Linked DNA regions of Homo sapiens: region 2 is linked to region 1. Evidence: chromatin contacts called from ENCODE Hi-C or POLR2A ChIA-PET data. All regions are on one chromosome and are shown on one strand. Each heading gives the region's core, a stretch centred on a gene start or an enhancer-like site at or near the end of the contact. The rest is flanking DNA. Distances are from core to core; before and after follow the strand shown.

The links. A loop is a pair of places that touch in the nucleus more often than their neighbours do. ChIA-PET counts read pairs that join two places held with the same protein, here RNA polymerase II (POLR2A). Pooled maps may share reads with other maps.
Region 2: a loop to region 1 is called in a map of B cell, with 31 times the contacts of the local background. The contact joins the promoter of PPP3CB-AS1 here to the enhancer-like site in region 1. A Hi-C loop is called at or near these places in 1 of 168 maps with a recorded cell type or tissue (B cell) and 5 of 50 pooled maps. POLR2A ChIA-PET finds 5 or more read pairs at or near these places in 1 of 52 experiments (A673).

What each region holds. Positions count from the first base shown.
Region 1 is chr10:71,375,456-71,379,706 of GRCh38, reverse strand. It overlaps a transcript of SLC29A3 not described here. Among named protein-coding and RNA genes, the nearest start is that of CDH23, 19 kb to the left of the region's middle. RefSeq lists a silencer at 2,115-2,184 and enhancers at 2,315-2,464, 2,520-3,080. Within about 2 kb of position 2,231, at least 32 of the 41 ENCODE cell types and tissues checked have a DNase peak (open chromatin) inside an H3K27ac peak, as active enhancers do; they include B cell, where a contact is called at or near this core.
Region 2 is chr10:73,493,390-73,497,640 of GRCh38, reverse strand. It overlaps PPP3CB-AS1 (PPP3CB antisense RNA 1), which reads right to left and starts at 1,889. Exons shown (of 5, transcript NR_132104.1): 1 at 1,824-1,889; 2 at 1,158-1,499. It overlaps PPP3CB (protein phosphatase 3 catalytic subunit beta), which reads left to right and starts at 1,617. Exons shown (of 14, transcript NM_021132.4): 1 at 1,617-1,836. The coding sequence starts at 1,752. USP54 (ubiquitin specific peptidase 54) reads left to right here. Exons shown (of 24, transcript NM_001391956.1): 24 at 1-103. RefSeq lists enhancers at 1,411-1,600, 2,091-2,550 and a silencer at 1,681-2,030.

The sequences.
Region 1 (4,251 bases), core at 982-3,481:
CAATTATAGAATCTGGCAACACTTCATTCCATAAAATAGAATAAGTGTTCTGATAAGCTGAGCAGAGGGAGTTGGTTTTATAGACAGAGAGGGCTGAAGGAAACAGAAGAGAAGAACAAAGAGCCTATTAGTTGCTTCAGAGCCACTTCCCTCACGAGGTGGGGACAGGGAGACAGAATGATAGAAAAACAACTGATTCATTAGCATCAGGTTACTCAACGCTACTTCTTTCATATAAGGAATAAAGCAGAGGGGATTCACTCTTGTGACCATTGAGATTTGAACTGGCCTGTTTGGGACATTGGCTGTTACCTCTTTTCAGGTAACTACTTAGTTTGGGTTTAGTGCCATGGAACTTTAGCATGGGTGACTCCCTTTGGATTTTTAGCCTGGTCTGCTGGGGCCTAATTCAGAAACTTAGTCCAAAACAATGGCCTCCTACAATTTTCATTTAACGCTTGCCTGCTCTGAGAAGAGGAGGAATGACAAGAGAGCAAAACATGGGCTGGCCCTCTGCCCTCACTGGTAAGGAGCTCACCTTTTGGACTCAGACCTGGATTCAAATTCTTGGGCAAGCCACTTAAATCCTCCAAACCCTAGTTTCCCCGTTGGGGGGCAACATCTCCCTCTCAACTGAGGCATTGTGAGGGTGAAGCAGACAATGAGAGCAAAGCATTTGGCAGAGCATTTGGTCCTCCCTGAAGCCAGCCATCGTCCTCCTCCTCACTGGGCAATGACACCTCCCCTAGTTGTTCTCATCTAAGGTGGTGTTTCTCTAGAAGCTGATCCCAGACAAGGATTAAAGTGCAAGTCGTTTATTAGAAGTGAATTCAGGAAGCTCCAGCTGAAGAATGAGGAAGTGAGACAAGAAAGGGAAGGAGACCAAAAAAAGATGTGTTATCAAGCAGGTTACCATTGTAGACAACGGGAGCTCAAGCCCATAAGGGAGCTCTGGGGAACAGCCTAGCAGAACAGTCGTTCTCAAACTTCAGCACAGACTCACTAGGAGGGCTTGTTAAAACACCAATGACTGGGCCCCAGCCCCTACAATTTTAGATTCAGTAGGTACAGGGTAGTAGTAGGCTAAGAATTTGCATTTCTAACTAGTTCTCAAGTGGTACAGTTTGCTGCTGGTTTGGGACTACACCCTAAGAACCACAAAGTGTCTCAGCATGATCTCACTTGAGGGATGAGGAAGCTAGGGAATTTATCCACCAACTCCCTGTTCATCAGTATTTGGGAGCTGCTTCTGAGGGCATTCACCCTCTGGCACTCAAGTTGACTCAGGCTAAAATCGCTCCTATGGCCAGAAAAGCCCTATTAAGCCTGTTGCTAGGGTCTCAGGTCCTTTGGCTGGGAGACAGGGTGGGAGGAGAACCGCAGAGAAGCTTGCAAGGTAGTTTGACATCTGACTGAAGGATTTCAAGGGAAGCTAAGGGTCAAAGACGGCTTCGTTGAGTCCCTAGCTATGCATTCATATGGTCGTATATTTTTGTAAAATTAGCAAAAATATTTTGTTATGATTTCTTTTTACATTCTAAGTTCATTTTTGTACCTAACTTTATATTTGTAATTTTTTATTCTTTTTTCCAAAAGAGGACCCCCCCCCCCAACATTGTCTAAGCTTCAGACCCCATAAAACCTGGATTGGCCCTGCATGGCCTAGTAGGAACACAGATTTAGGTTTGCTGAACTGAAATGAGTGTCCACGGTTTGACTCATTAAGAACTCAAGCCACCTGAGTTCATGCCCACCCAAGTTCAAATTCCAGCTCTGACACTCCCTAGTTTGAGGTAGTTTGGCCAAGATGCTTAATCTGTCTAAACTCCTATTTTCTCATTTACAACTTGGGACAGCAAAATCAGATGATCAAATTAAGTAATCCTTGCAAAGAGCCAGGCCGACAGTAAGTGCTCAACAAATATGAGTATCTTTTTTATCATTATTTGTTCCCCTGGTTTATTTCTGTTTCTTATCATTTGCCTTGACGATCTTCCTCCAAGACCAGGTAGGAATGAGTGATCTGGGGACAAAACAAAAAGCCGCTTCCAAAATTGGCAGGTCGCCTCTCTCTAGGGCTTTCTTGCCAGTTCTTCCAGCCCTACTGGCTCCGCTCCCTCTACTGGGCGTCCACCTCGTTGCCGGGTAACTACCGACGGCCCCCGCGCGGGCATTGGCTGTGCGGCCCGGCTCCCGGCCTGCCCCGCGGCTCCCGGAAGCCCTCGCGGCCATCTATTTCGTGGCCGGTGGCTGTTTGCCTGCCAGAGGCCAGCGGGGGCGGTCCAGTCCCTGGCTCTAGGAGCTGTTTCTGGCCGAGCTGAGCGCGGCGGGCTCGGCATAGCCATGAGTTGCTGAACTGGGTGGTTTTGCGGACCTGACGATTCGCCATACCCCGCTTGGTGTGTCACTGCCGTGGGCGTCTCCAGGTAGCCTCAGCCCAGGGGATACCTGGAGCGGCAGCTTAGAGCATCTTCCGGGAGCATCCGCCGGCGGCCTGGGCACCTCCCCATCAGCCCCTGCCGTGCCACCCCAGCCTGGGCCTTGAGGCCCGGAGATCTGAGCACTTCGGGACCTATCCCTCAGCCTAACCATCTTGGTTCAGCTCTGTGACACTGGGCCAAGTGACCTTGAGAAAAGACAGGGCCGGGCGCGGTGGCTCACGCCTGTAATCCCAGCACTTTGGGAGGGTGAGGTCTTGAGGTCAGGAGTTCGAGACCAGCCTGGGCAACATGGTGAAACCTCGCCTCTACTAAAAATATAAAAATTAGCCGGGCGTGGTGGCAGGTGCCTGTAATCCCAGCTACTCGGGAGGCTGAGGCAGAGGCAGAGGCAGGAGAATCTCCTGAATCCAGGAGGTGGAGTTTGCAATAAGCTGAGATCACACCACTGCATTCCAGTCTGGGCAACGAAGGGAGACTCCATCTCAAAACAAAACAAAACAAAAAAACACAGAAACAAAAACCCACTTCTAATTGCTGCTACTCAGCATATACATTCAGGGAAACTTGAATCTATGCTCCTGGGTGGCCATCCTCAAGCTTTGGGCTTGAATAAACTCTATAGCTAGTCATATTTTCTATATCTTATTATTTAAGGTTGACAAACTTCAGAAGCTTCTTTGCCCTTCTGGTACTGATAATACCAACAGTGAATAATAAGTGACATTGTTATTGGTTGCTTACTTCCTACCCCTGATAAATGGTCTAATGTTGAAATCTAAGAGGTATAATAGTTATTACATGCATTTAGTAGAATGGGTATAATGAATGAGGAAATAGGCTCAGGGAAGAATTTGATTTGCTCTGACACAGCTCTACAGGGCCAGATTTCCAACCCAGGCTAGTCAAGTCCAGAGCCTGCAATTTTCACTTCAAGTCTTCCTGTGAGGATTGACAAGAGGATGTTCAGTCTTAGCCAGGTGCCTGGCAGCTACTGAGGGCCCAGTGGAGGTTAGTGGGCAAATCATCATAGTAGTTTCAATAAGCAATAGTTCTATCAGTATCAAAGAGTGGCTGTGGTCAGAGCTTTGTAAGAGACACATTGCCGTGTTTACTTAGGACAGGAACAATCTGGAGTTTGTTTCCACCACTCCCTGGAGTTTCAAGTCCTTAAAAATGTTCAAGCTGGTTTGGCTTTGTGTCTTCTATTTCCTGTTTACACTTTGCCCCACCTCTATTTTTGCCCCTTCTTCCCCCTCTTCTAGTTATACCTAACACCACTGCTGACGCTCTTCGCTTCTGAAAAATGGCCAGCTTTCTGCCCTCAATTTAAAGGGATCAATCAGTGGCCCCAGAAGTTCTTATTTTTCTTGGCTAAAATGAAAATGGTGAAAACACCAACCACAAAAGGCAGACTCTTGTTAATGGGGGTCCTAAATGTGAAAGGGAGAACTTACCTGGCCCATGAGTATCTGTTTGGCTTTCAGGGGAGACAGCCGTCTGTGTTCTTCCTAAATGTCAGCTTATACCACTCTGGGGTTTGGGGATTCCTGCCTGATTCTCCATTTCCTTGCCTATGAAATGAATAATATTAGTCACGTCCGAGTACCACCTGCATTTTTTTTAAAGTGCTTCTTAAATTGATTTTTTTAGTTGATTTACTTATATTTACTTTTAAAATCTGTATGTCATTACTTTAATGGAAAACCACTATCACCTGGCGTAAATAGAAAGTAAGAAACCACATAAAGAGATGAAAATTAAAATATTGTTTTCAATTCTAGTGGGCAAAACCTTGATCTCTTTGTTAAAA
Region 2 (4,251 bases), core at 640-3,139, 2.1 Mb before region 1:
TCGTCAATGTAAACCCTCAGAGTCAGCTGAACTATTTTAGGCCAAACATACTGTTTTTGTAAAGTATTTTTCATTAATAAATCTATAAGACAGTTCTATTTAATTCCTTGTCATTCTTCCCTTTGTATGCTCTTGCTTTCTTTGTATTGGGGCTGGAAGTCTGGATAAATATATGAAGTGGCTTTTGACTGAGTGGAAGTGAGGAGCCAGAGACGAGTTGAAGGATATACAATCAAGGTGGGAATCAATGGGTCCTAAAATAGGGTGCCTTTCCTTTCTAGTATTGCTGCTAGGATGTTTCCCATCCCTTTCCTGACAGAGCATTCAGTACTCAGTACATTATACACTTCCTTCCTCCCCTCCTTAGGAAGATTTTCTGGGGATTCAAGCTCTTCTTACAGACTCACTCCTGATCAATGTACTCCAGGTGCCTTCCCTCTATCTTATAAGTTTGTGACGTGCCTCCTGTCCCTTCCTTCCTCTCCTTCCGTGGGGGCCTCTCCCTTTCCCTTCCCCTGTGGTGTTATGGCCCTTCCATGCCAGAAAGATCCATTTTCACCTGTGCCTCACTCCCGAGACTCTTCCCTCTAAAAAATAGCTTGTGGGTTCCCTTTTTGGAAAAAATCCATTGTTGGGTCTTTCCCTTCCTCTTTTCCTGGGGTCTCAGGATAGAAATTGACACAAAGAAGAGGTAGAAAGGTACTCCTTGGACCTTCGGACTACTACTTACTTACCACCATGCATTATGAACAGATTCTGAGCACATGTATTATTGAGCAGGAGGATGGGCAGGAATTGGTTGTTCCATCCCACTTGGATCCTGCACCATCAAGATATATAGAGCTTAGTGGATATGCTGGTCCCTGTCCATGATTCAACATATCTCCTGGTGTCGTGGACACACTCATCTAATAATTTTTGATGAACAGTCAGTTCTTGCCCCTCTACCCCCTTTCCCATGAGTGTCAGTCACCGTGGTCTCTATAAAGGTTCCATAAGTCACCTGGGCCCAGATTCTGTGCATGTGCAGAAATAAGGAATTAATTTCCAATTCCCTATTTACTCCTCTGCCTTCCAGGAGGAGGTTGTATCCTTTTCAGGTGAATTCTTCAGATTCTTTGCACATCTCTTGGTGTCATCCCCTTTATTCCCCTTACCTGTTTTGACAAACTATGGCGCCTAAATTGCTCTAGCTGCAGTCTTATTCTGTGCTTTCAGACTCTTGACAATTCCAGACTCTAAACACAAAGGCCAGAATTCTCTTTCAAACTCCATTTTGGATGGTCCCTTCTCCACTCTAGAACCTACAATGCTTCCTCTATTCTCTGGTCCCCTACCAACCCTTCAGTATTCAGATCTGGTAGCTAAATCGTTATACATTTCTCTATTAGTAGGAGATCCTGAGGTTTAATCACGTCTTCTCAGTTTACTGGGAATGCCATGAGAGCGGGTGTGTTTCCTCGCAGTCGTTCGATCGCAGCACCTCCTCATTCTTCATTCTGCATGCAAAGAATTTTAACCTGATCCCTTGGCCTCGTCCTGTTTCTCTCCTAGCTTCAGTAATTTTGCCCAAGTCCCTAGAGCCTACCCCGCCCCCACCCCCGCACGCGCAGTGCATGCCGGTCTTAGCCCCTCTGTAGGGAAAGAGGGTCCGCCATGTTCCCCGGCGGCGCCGCCGCTTGGCTCTGGTAGCCGCCGCCCCCGCCCCCAACCCCGCCCGGCCCAGAGCCTAGCCGAGCCCCGGGCCCAGCATGGCCGCCCCGGAGCCGGCCCGGGCTGCACCGCCCCCACCCCCGCCCCCGCCGCCCCCTCCCGGGGCTGACCGCGTCGTCAAAGGTGAGAGGTGGACGAAACCCTGGGGGCCTGGCCTGAAGAGCTAGCTGTGTGTGAGGGCGGGCGGGAGACCGTCCCCTCGGGAGTGGGCCCGGAAGGGCGGGCGAGTGACTGGCTGCCTCCCTTGGGGAGTGGCCCCTGGGCGGGCCCCTGCTGGGCAGGGCTGAGTCGGTGGCAGTGGTTCCGCGGTCTCCCGGTTGCTTTCAGGCCGGGGCGGAGGTTTTGCTTCCGTGGCTTCCTAGCCCAAGGGGTGAGGCTGTTAGCTGCAGTGAGCCCGTTTTCTCTTCACTCGGCCTGTCAAAGCGGCGCAGGGGCCGCGATTAGCTTCCTGCCCCGCGACAGCTGCACTTCTGGCTTGCCGGGGCGAACCGAGGGGCTCGGAGACCTTCAGCCACGCGAGGCCCGCCAGTGAGCAGTCAGAAATCACCTCGGCTTTGGCCCACGCCTGCTCCCCGGTGACAGTCGTCCGCCCTATCCGCGTCTAGCTGGCGACAACCGCAGGGGTTCACTTTTGGCCGTCAGGTGCCACCCGGAGCAGAAATTAGGGGAACCTTGTGGGATTGGATCACGGTGAAGGGTCGGGGCAGGAATTGGAAGGCCAGCCTTTATAGTGCAGAAAGGGAGAAAAAGCAGCATAAACGAAAAAAAAAATTCTTGTGGATAGCAAGTATTTACTTAGAAAACCATCAACACTTTGGTCAAAAGGAGTTACCCCTCCCTTACAAACACACACCCACACATTCATCCTAGACGAAAAAGTTAAATGTTTCTCAGCCAGGGCAGAATTTATGGATGTTTACCCACAACAGGTCAGCAGATTAATTTAAAATAGAGAAATTGAGGGCTAATTGAGAGTTGCTTAAGATTCCAAGCTTCCTGGGAGAGCCTACCAACCTCAAACACTGCTGTGGAGGTGAAAAACAATTGAAATGATTCTCTTTACCATGTAGCTTGATTGATAAATTGAAATCGTAGAATGAACTTTTCCTTATTTGTATTGTATTTATTTTTAAAATATAGGTACTTTTGTTTTCATTCAGCTTCTCAAATACACTGGCACAGTATTTAAACACCGTTAGCCTACTTTTTGAAATCTGACTCATATGTTTCCATTAAAATATTTAAAAACAAGGAAACCTTTTTTCTTTTTTTTTTTTAATTAAAAATTTTCAACCTGAGCCTTCTTCGGTTCTTAAAAGAATAATACTAATTTGGCCTGGCGTGGTGGCTCACATCTGTAATCCCAGCACTTTCGGATGCTGAGGCAGGCGGATCGCTTGAACTCAGGAGTTGGAGACCAGCCTGGGCAACATGGCGAAACCTTTTCTCTACCAAAAATACAAAAAATAAAAATTAGCCGGGCATGGTGGCGCGCCCCTGTAGTCCCAGCGGATCGGGAGGCTGAGGCACGAGAATCACTGGAGCCCGAGAGGCAGAAGTTGCAGTGAGCCGAGATTTGCGCCAGTGTGCTCCAACCTGGACGACAGAGCCAGACCCTGTCTCCAAAAACAAAAACAAAAACAAAAACAAAACACTGATTTGCACCTAGGCTTAAGTTAGTAGTATATCCAGTTGGGCCAGGCATTGGAATGAGCTGAATAACGAGTTTATGGAATCCTTAATACAGAGAAATCTTAAAAAAAAAATAGTAATGCAGACATTCATTCTATCAAGAAATCCTGGAGTTTTGTGGGGGTGGGAACGGGACATTGGCTACCTCTTCATTTTCTGACTGTATTTCTGTGTTGTGTGTTCATTTCCCTGGGCACTTTTCACCAGACTGTTAGATGGGGTAACCAATCACATTCCTGAACAATGAGTTTATGCTATCCTTACGTTTGTGAATCTTCTTATTCCTTGTCATATATATGGTAATGTTTTTTCTGTACTGCTTTAATGCAGTGAAAATAAGATTCCAAACATAAGGCAGATTCCTTAGGGGTGAGTTGTGAGTCCAAGGCAGTCATATTTGCAGGTTATTGGTGTGGAATAAAAGCCATTTGATTTAGATAAATAGGAAAGGAGCTTGTTAATATAGAAAATTATAGTTAAATAAAGCTTATGGTTATCATATTTCTGGTGCTTCATTGTGCCCTCTTCATAGAGACAACTTTCATTTCTTTATGGAATTTGTTAACCAGTTGGAATTCCTGTATGGATTATATGTTTTAAAATGGTGTGTAACAGACTAATTTGCACTGCTCATGGAGTCTCCTGCATTTACTGGGAAATTCACCTTTCTTACAGATCCAGAAATTCACTTTTAAATTTCATCTTCAGGATTCTTCCTTGTCTTTTATTCAGTAATTATACTATAATGTGATACCTGATATTAGAGAATACTGGTTGCCTGATGATAAATGATGTGAGTTCAGCTTAAGTTTAACTTGTTAAAATCCAAATTTCTTTTAAGTCCAC